2 separate regions of the Homo sapiens genome follow, and region 1 is linked to region 2. Evidence: chromatin contacts called from ENCODE Hi-C or POLR2A ChIA-PET data. All regions are on one chromosome and are shown on one strand. The core of a region is the stretch at or near the end of the contact, and the rest is flanking DNA. Distances in the headings are between cores, read along the strand shown.

Region 1 (4,725 bases), core at 1,515-4,014, 3.3 Mb before region 2:
AAGTGATCCTTAGCAAAATGTAAATGAAGATCTTCAGACAGTGGTGTTTATAAAATAGCTCATTAATGACTTAGGATTGAATCGCTCCAACCATTCGCATCATCAGATATAATAATAGTGACGAATCAGACAGGAAAGATCCTGGCTAAACCATTTGCATTTTTTTCCAGAAGTACTGAACTCCTAATATCACCAATTCTTCTAAGTTCCTGGACATTGATCCGGAGGAGGATTCGCAGTTCAACATCAAGGTAAGGAAGGATACAGCATTGTTATCGTTGTTGAGATATTAGTAAGAAATACGCCTTTCCCCATGTTGTAAACGGGCTAAGTTTGACAGTGGTAGTTGGCTTTTGCAACACCCCCTTCCCATTTCGACATATTACAGATTGAAGAAAAAGTTTGTTGCTCAAAACTTACAGTTTGTTTCTTTGCAGCCCCAAACCTTTTAGCTACCACCACGGGTTGATTTACTAGACCCATTTTTGCTCTCACCGACTTCGAACTGTGCATTTTCTCCCACTCTTTTGACTGGGGGTGGTATGCGGGGGGAGGATGGGGCTTGGTGAAGAAAACCAGGGAAAGGCAAACGCTGCCTAAAACTCCCAGGGTGGCTCCCCTAAGAATTGCTATCCTGCTTGTTTCTTTTCTCGGCTGGGATCCGACCGACTCCCAGGTCGCCTCGGACTTCTTTGGAACTTGGTGGGCGGCGCCTAGGTGCGGGGTTCGTGGTGATCTGGGCGCCGACACTTAGGCCGGGGGCAGGTTTCCTTCCTGGGACCCTTTCTCTTCCAGAGGCTCTCAAGCCTCTAAGCCCGTGCGCATGCCGCCTACCAGGTAGATGCGGCGAGGGCGAGTGGAAGGCAGCCTTGTCCCGGGCACGATCGGCGGACTCAGCTTTTCGCAGTCTCTGCTCCCAGCAGGGATTTACAGAACTGCTCCCGAGAGCGTTTCCCGAAACCGAACTTAGTTTGGCCCTCTGGCGCCGCCGTACAGTCAACGCTTCTTAAGGGGGATCGGTGGCTCTTGCTGCGGGAGATGTGGGAGAGCCCTCGGGGTCCTGGGGATTAGGAGGGAGAGTCAACGTGTGCGGGAGGGACATGAGGTGCAACCAGTTGAGGGGGGATTCTCTGGCCTCAGGGCCGGCGGGGATGCGTCCACATTTTCTCGCCTAAGGTCCTAGCGGCTAATGTCCGCCGACGCCCCGGGTATCTCGCGGGGGCTGCGGCCCCTGCCCACGTGCTTTTCCTTAAGGAGGCAGCGCGCCCAAGCGGAATCGCAGGGACAAAAGCGCGGCCAGAGGCCAGCCTGCTCGGCTAGTGCCCGCGCCACCTTAAATGAGCACCGCGGCCGGAGTCGGGCTGCCGGCGGCCGCGGCCGCGGGAGTCGGCAAAAGTTTGTGGCTCTGTTACGCCTTCGCGGGACCTGCTGGGGACGCTCCTGTGCGGCCTCCCCCCGGGCGGGGAGGCCGGGTCCTCAGGGCACAGCTCTGTTGGCGCCAGCAGCCCTGGGCTCGAGCAGCTTGGGGTCCCCAGGAGCCCCAGTCCTGTAGCCCGAGGACAGGCAGCCCCACCGCCCTCGCCGCCACCGCGTCACGGGCTCCAGGCGGCCCGGTTTGCACCGCTCGCGATGTCGCCGGAGCGGCGAGCGCTCCAGCGATGCCATCCAGGGATGCACCCCGCTCTGCATCCACCACGCAACCCCCATTCCTGTGCCACCCACAGCCCGGCGGGCAGTGGCCGTGCTCCTGGCATTCGGGACACCCCGACTATTGTTCCGGACTCGCGGCCGTGCCAGCTTTGAAGGAGAAGCGGCCTTCCCTGCGCGCGCGGCGGCACGAAGCGCGGCGGGCCGGGACGTTCGGCTCGGCGCGGAGGGGGAGCTCGCAGGCACCGGGAAAAGTTGCTCGGAGGGGCGGAGGCGGTGGGTGGTGGGCGGAGGCGGTGGGTGGGGGAGGCGATCGCCCTCCTATCTCCAAAGTCGAAAGTACTCCGCGCAGTTAACAGAGCTGGGAGCCGAGGCAGCCGCGGTCGCCTCTTGCGCGTCGGTCTGCGTCTCCGCCGGCAGACGCGGCACCCAGCGACTGCCTTGTCGCCGCCGCCTCCGCGCCGGGACGAGTGCGCCTAGGGGCTGGGCGAGGCGGCCGCGCCCTGGACCCGCCACAAGGAGGAGGACCAGACCCTGGGCCCCGGTGCCCGCCTGCGCCCAGACGCACCCACCCGCTGGCCGCGGCCACCGCCTCGCGCCGCACTCGGTTCTCTGCCATCGGTCCTTCGCCGCCTCGTGCATGAGGTCCTCGTCACCCCGCTCCGACCGCCGACTCTCCCCTTCCTCTTCCCTCCTCCCTGCCTCCCACCCGCCCCTCGCCTGTCCCTCTGCCTCCTTCGCAGCCCCGCCGCCGTTGGGTCGCCGTGCTCACAGCGATTGATTGATTGATGTTTAATTTCCTGCCAGGCGGGGCCCCCCTCCCCCCGCAACCTCCCCAGCCCTCCTCCCCGCCCCCCACTCCCCTCTTTTCTTGCGGTGGACCAGTCTGGCTTGGGTTTAGATCCATCCCCCCCACCCCCATCCCGAAATAATCCAGAGACTTCCCCTACCCCCACCCCAAATTATTATTTTGAAGGCGCTAGATCTGGGGACCGAAAGGGGGAGGGGGAGAAATCGGAAACCGAGGACAACCCAAAAGGACTCACTTTGCCTGATGACTCAACGCAACTAATAATCATCTCCCTCTCAGTGTGTCTCTCTCTGCGGCTTGTCAGTGAGTCCGGCTCTGGCTGCTGGCAGAGGCGGCCGAGAGGGGAGAGGCTGGAGGTGACAGCTTGGGCGGCCGCCGCGTTTCCTCCCGCGCGCGGTCCCGGGTCCCTGCGTCTTCTCGGCTCTTGGTGTTACCGGTCCCACCGCTCTGGCCGCGCCTCCTCGCGAGCTAGCCGCCCTGCGAACCAGCAGCCCCGGCTCGCCGCCGCCGCCGCCGCCTCCGGGTTCTCAGCCCTTTCTCTCCAGAACGGGTCTCCTTCCCGAAGGTGTGAAAAGGCTCTTTCAGCCTCCTTCTCTTCCCCCCTCCTCCGCCGTCCCCTCCCCCGCTCGCTCGGGTGTCCCTTTGGAGGAGTCCTTTCCCTCTCCTCCTCCTCCCCCTCCTCCCTCCCCCCATCATCATCATAACAACCATCTCCGCACCAGAAGAAGACACCCTGACCCAGGACCTTAAACATTAGGACCTGGGGAAGAGGGAAGGGGAAGGAGTAAAGAGGAAGACTAGGAGAACACTGCAAAGCCAAGCACCAGAAACTTTCCACCCTGGATTCTCTACTTTTGCTCCATGGACAGAGCCCCAGTCAGCCAAGTTTCAGACAGACCGTGAGCAGTAAGTACGCAGGGCGAGGGCTCCCGCGCCGCGCTCGGGAGTTCGGGGAAGCCCAGGGCCAACGAAGTCCCCTCCCCGCCGCTCTCGGCCTCTCGGACCGCGAAGTCGGGGAATGCAGGCGGAAGCCTCGCCCTCAGCCCTCCTGCTCCGTGTCTTCATCTCGCATCCTTCCTTTCACCTCCCCCTGCCACCCCCACCTTGTCTCCTTGACCCGTGGCGCCGACACTGCTCGCGCGGCCAGAGCGCCCACGAGGATTCCCAGCGCGCACGCAGTACGGTGCCGGGGTCTTGCTTCTTGCGGGTGTCAGTGACAACGCGAGCGCCGTTTCATCAGGTGTTTCCCCTCCTTCCCCGCCCCCCCCCACCCCCCCAATCCAGGGGTGTCGAGACCTGCGGCTTCCGTGGGGAGCGCACTGCCAACCTAGTGACCCAGAGGAAAACTTTCTGGAGCGATGTTAAAATTGGGGCGGATGAAGGCTGCTCTTGCACTAAGAATTCAAATGCTTTTTGCTTTTGTGTTTTATATTGAAGAGCTTTAAAAAAGCACTGGGGATCAGATGAAGATAAGAACGCTCCAAAATAATAACGATTGTAGCGCCCGCCTTTGTGATGGAGGTTATTCTGATAAATACCTCCAAGTGTTTTCGGATGCTTATTAATGTGGAATTAGGGTTGATTTTATGCAGGTGTGTGCTTATCTCAGGACTTGCTCCGTATAGGTAAAAAGCGGGTATTCAAGGGGTTCTTTCGCCCGGCCTTTGGCTCCTGCCTGGCCATTCACAGCGCATTTACCGGGTGGTTAATTCGGTTATGGACTTGCGCACACCCCCAACTCCCTTCCCATGTGGGTGGAACGTCTTTTTCTGAAGTTCACTTATTCCGCAACCCTGACCCCGGGACGGGCTAGGCTGTAGCACCCAGGAACGGTTTATGCCAACCCCGTCCCAATGAATGGACCACTTCTAGGCGCCCCTGGGTGCCAACCCCGGCCGCGACCCCGAGGGCTGACTTCTGGGGAGCTGCGACTGGGCAGAGTCGCCGAACCGAGGCGCTGGGCTTCCTGGGGGCCGCCCAGTGTAAGGTTGGGACCGGCTTCCCGGCTCGGGCCCCTCGGGCAGCGTGGGAGGAAGTTTGTGTGGCTGTGGTGCAGCGCTCTGCCACTGGCCTGAACGTCTATCACGTGTATGAGCGGTTTTCCCTCTTTTTTCTCCCTCCCCCTTCCTCCCCCCACCCCCTCCCTAGGTCCCTGTGCGTTTTATTGCGACCTGCCGGTGGGAACTTTGTCTCCGAGTCGGAGCAGCATGGAGCGGCGGAGCGAGAGCCCGTGTCTGCGGGACAGCCCCGACCGGCGGAGCGGCAGC
Region 2 (4,434 bases), core at 491-2,990:
GAGGGTAACCTTCTTAAAGTCAGAAACTGATGAACAGGTATGGATGAGGAGGATGGTGATAAGCTGGAGCTAAGGCAGAAGCAGGAAAATGCAAGACATGACAATATCCCTAGGAGGCTGGCTGGTTACAGCAGAGGTATTGTGACCAAGAGGACTGGCTTACAGTGGTGCCAGAGAGAGAAAAGTCTGTGTCTAGGTGTGAAGTGATCTGGGACTGGATTAGTGACGGGGAGTATGGGGTGAGTGTGAGAAGATTGCTAAAAGCTGGCAATTGATGAAATGTTGAAATTAAGGAGGTCCAAAGTTAAACACACAACCCCAAAACCACCATAATGATGTAATCCTGTGACCCCCAAGAGGTTACTAGTTTTGGTACTGGTGCTGAGACCTCTGGAATGCAACACCTATGCTCATGAAAGAAAAGATGGGAACAGTCTCATTGCTTACGGATTCTTATACCCCAGAAAAGTTAATTCCAGTGTGTGGCATTTTATTTTCATCCTAACTTTAGGCTTCTCTAGTCAGCCCAATTGTTAGCAACAAGAAATTAGATAGATGGAAGCAATATTCTCCATTTGACAAGGTTTAGGGGCAAGACATTATTAACCTGGGAGGAGGAGTTAACCTAAGTAACAACAAACAGACTTCATAAAAGGGCTGTGATGCATTCTATACCTTTATCTTGGGGAAAATGCAGTAGGAAAGGGAAACAGCTAGCTTCACAGGAATTTGCTTGGCTTACTGGGATAGAACAAGAAAACCTGTCCTTTATATGCTAACTGAACATTAAGTCTTTTGAAAGCAAGAGGACGACTCCACTCCCAGTATCCTTTCCCACGGAAGGGTTTTCTGCAATTATCGTAAATGTCCTCTGAAAGCAATCCTAGATTACATAACTAATCCCATATATGTATGAGTATGTGTGTATCCTATACATATAAACTAGGATTATATATCTATGTAAAACATTTGTGTCTTGCACAGAACTTTGAAAATTTCCACTGTCTTCAAAGGATAACAGATCTTGAGTAGGTTGCTGAGGGCTTTCATCTTTTTCCTTAGCACTATAAATGCAAAATCGGCTATTCAGCCTATTGGGACCCTCCCTACACTGCCTTCAGTCAGTGCCTCAGAAGGGACACCATTCGCGACAGCGGACGTTAGCAGTGGGGTCTAGGTTCCATAAATCCCCAACTGATGTTGACACTCCGAGGAACCTCTGCCAAGTTGTAGCAAACTGGGTTCTCCACTTACAGGGTACGTTCCGGTCCTAAGGAAGACTCTCAAGAAGAGTCAGAAAATAGGTCTTTGGTAGGCACTGAAGTTTGGTAACTAGTCGCAGGCAGCTGGGACGAATTTTGCGGCTTCCTTCTCCCCGGTCTCCGGATATTCACACCTCTCGAACTGACCTCTCTGAAGGTGGGAAGGAGTACACAGAGCAGTAGTTCCAGCCCCGCGCGCCCCCTCTGCAGCGCCGCCCCCTCCGCCCCTCCCTCGCGGCAGCCCGAGTGCGCCCCACCTGCGCCGCCACGCCGCCGCGCCTCCCCGCCCCGCCTCGGGCCAGCCAGGCGCCGCACCCTCTCACCGCCGGGCCCCGCCCCGCACACGCGCCCCCGGCCGGTGCCCCGCCCCTCCCGTCACGTGACAGACCCACCCTCCGCACCCGTTCCGATTGGCTCTCCCGACCTAGGGGGAGGGATCTGGCGAACGGCGATGCCCCAGACGCGGCTGCAGTTTTCAAACCGCGACTGCAAGCTTCGGTAGTCCTCTCCGCTGCTGTCGCCAGGAGTCACTTCACGAGAAGCCAGGTCACAACCGTCGGCCCTTGTCTGGAAAAGTAAAAGTGGATCCTGCCACGTTCGGAGCTCCCTGGCGCCTCGCCCGGCTGGAGCTAGAGAACTCGTCCTGTGGCGGCCCCCGGCGTGGGGCGGGACAGCGGCCCCCTGGAGGGGGCAGTCCCGGGAGAACCTGCGGCGGCCGGAGCGGTTAGTGTCCTGCGGGATTGGCGGGTTGGCTCGGGGCTGCGATGGAACCAGCCGCCTCGGTACAGAGACCTCATACGTGAGGAAGGAGGACCCGAGGAGGGTTTAGGCGGTACGGTCCGGCTGAGAGGGGCTTGGACTCCGCCGCCCCTGAGGTGGCTGATTGCTGCTGGCGCCTCTCCGCTTTGCGGCTGGAGTCCGGGTTCCCTGGGGCTCCGCGCGGGGGGCGGCCGGCGGTCCTCCCACCACCCTCCTCAGCCCGGGGCGCGTGTCTGTGTCTGTGCGTGTCCGTGTGTCCCCGTGCGCCCTCCACCCGGCCGGCCCCGGCTCTCCCCAGGTCGCGCCAGGCAGGGCCCCCTTCGCGGCGGGCCCGCGCGGGTCCCTTCCACAGCAAGGCCACGCGGTCCCCCTAGCCTCTCCCGAGTCCCAGCTGCGGCGTGGGCGCGTTCCCATCGGGACTCGTGGACGCGTCCTGCTCCCAGCTGCCTTTCGTCTAGAGAAAGTTCGTGTTCATCTTGTGGGACGTTTTCAGTTACTGCTTGGGAACAGTGTTTTAAAACCAGCGAGAGATCAAGACGGGCTACAGCTGTTTCCGTGATTTTCAGCGATCTGATTTTTGCTTTGATGCCTTGTGACCCACTTAGTGTGCACGACTCATCCTCAAACTATACCACTACTGGATGCCAACGATTTTTGACATTTACCCAGGCTCTTTGTTTTATTGTAGGGAAAAGCGTTTCATTTGAATTTCCTCCGAGGGAGAAGTAGAGACAAAGTTGAAAGAGGCTTTATAGCAGCTGGTAGCTGGCATTAGTTTCTGTCTGGACTAGAGGCACTCTGACATCAATTTGGAAATTGGAATTAAGAAAATACGTTTTTAAAATCGTAATACTTATCAGATTTCACTAATATTTAAACACATGAGGACTGTGTATCACATTCACCGATTGTTTTGTCGACGTAATGTTTACATCTGTGGTGCTAATGATAAGCAGAACCTTGCCAGGGACGTTTGACGTGGTGTGGCCACTTTACGTTTTCAAGTCTATGAGAATGTCTGCGCGGAGACAGCATAGCTCTGTAGAAATGAGTGGCAGCGTATGTAACCTGGCATTTTGAACCCAGGAGCACAATTTTATTAAAGGAAAATAAACCTACTTTCTCATTGATAACACTGTTTTTTAGTTTTATGGTGAACTGTTCGGAAGTAATTTTCAACAAGTGCTTATTTTATAAATATTAGACCGTGTACCCCTAGGATTGTGTATTTTTTAAGAAAACTGGTCCATAGAAGCGGTGCAAAAGTTTTAAACTCATCTGCCTCGGATCCTCCTCCTCTGAGCAGATGCTCAATTAAACTTTTTCTAGTATCTTAATAATTGGAGGTATTAATAGATGTTTTATTTTTGAGATACATATTGTACATTTTAGATCTTTTTTTTTTTCTAAAGTAGGGATCCAAAATTGAGGTGAAATATATTTGCTTACATGGCAAGACTTTTTAAAAGTAGAATTTCTGTAATTGAAGACCATCCTTTTTTGTGTGTGAATAGAATGGTTGCGGTTTCTCTTGGGATCATTGATTAGTGAATTACGATTTGGTTAAGATAGAATGCGTTTTTAGGAAGTTGGAGGTTTGACTAATCGCTGTGTTAGCATATGAGTAACAAATTTGAAGAAGATACAAGCATTTTTATGGCTGACGTTTCTAATCAGATAATTTTATTTTTAAGCTTGCTCTGTTTTACTTTTGTTAAGTGAACATTTTAACATGTTTTAAAGCTCTTTGATAATTATAAGGGAGAATTTCCTTATGAAAATATTTTTGCTTTAATTTTAGAGACACAAGAAGTCAAGGAATTCAGTTAATAACACTTTCACTTAATCGTTAAATTGCCTTAAAATTGCATGCATAGTATATTGTAATTCACATTTTCTGTATGTAAGATTGGCAGTTAAGAATAGTATTCTGGCCGGGCGCAGTGGCTCAAGCCTGTAATCCCAGCACTTTGGGAGGCCGAGGCGGGCGGATCATAAGGTCAGGCGTTCGAGACCAATATGGTGAAACCCCGTGTCTACTAAAAATACAAAAATTAGCCGGGCATTGTGGCGCGCGCCTGTAGTCCCAGCTACTCGGGAGGCTGAGGCAGAAGAGTTGCTTGACCCGGAAGGCCGAGGTTGCAGTGAGCCGAGATCACGCCACTGCACTCCAGCCTGGGCAACAGAGGGAGACTCCGTCTCAAAAAAAAAAAAAAAAAAAAAAAAAATAGTATTCCTAGGCTTACTACTTTTAAAGGATACTGATTGATTCTTCTTTTCATAAAGAAATCTTCTGCACTGTATGGGTATTTGTTTTGTCAGAAACATTAGCAGTCATTTATCTACTACCTTTCCACTTAGGAAAACTTCAAATGTCAGTTGCTTTAGTTTTTCATAATATTGATGACAAAAT

What was found. Hi-C counts contacts between places; a loop is a spot of excess contacts on that map. ChIA-PET counts read pairs that join two places held with the same protein, here RNA polymerase II (POLR2A). Pooled maps may share reads with other maps.
Region 1: a loop to region 2 is called in a map of sigmoid colon, with 7 times the contacts of the local background. The contact joins the promoter of SATB2 here to the promoter of STK17B in region 2. A Hi-C loop is called at or near these places in 1 of 168 maps with a recorded cell type or tissue (sigmoid colon) and 7 of 50 pooled maps. POLR2A ChIA-PET finds 5 or more read pairs at or near these places in 1 of 52 experiments (PC-3).

Annotation. Positions count from the first base shown.
Region 1 is chr2:199,455,978-199,460,702 of GRCh38, reverse strand. SATB2 (SATB homeobox 2) reads left to right here and starts at 2,764. Exons shown (of 11, transcript NM_001172509.2): 1 at 2,764-3,364; 2 at 4,607-4,725. The coding sequence starts at 4,666. RefSeq lists an enhancer at 883-1,177 and a silencer at 1,444-1,573.
Region 2 is chr2:196,168,884-196,173,317 of GRCh38, reverse strand. STK17B (serine/threonine kinase 17b) reads left to right here and starts at 1,740. Exons shown (of 8, transcript NM_004226.4): 1 at 1,740-1,985. It overlaps LOC101927454 (a long non-coding RNA gene), which reads right to left and starts at 1,779. Exons shown (of 2, transcript XR_923737.2): 1 at 1,687-1,779; 2 at 470-1,413. RefSeq lists silencers at 1,445-1,674, 2,195-2,414.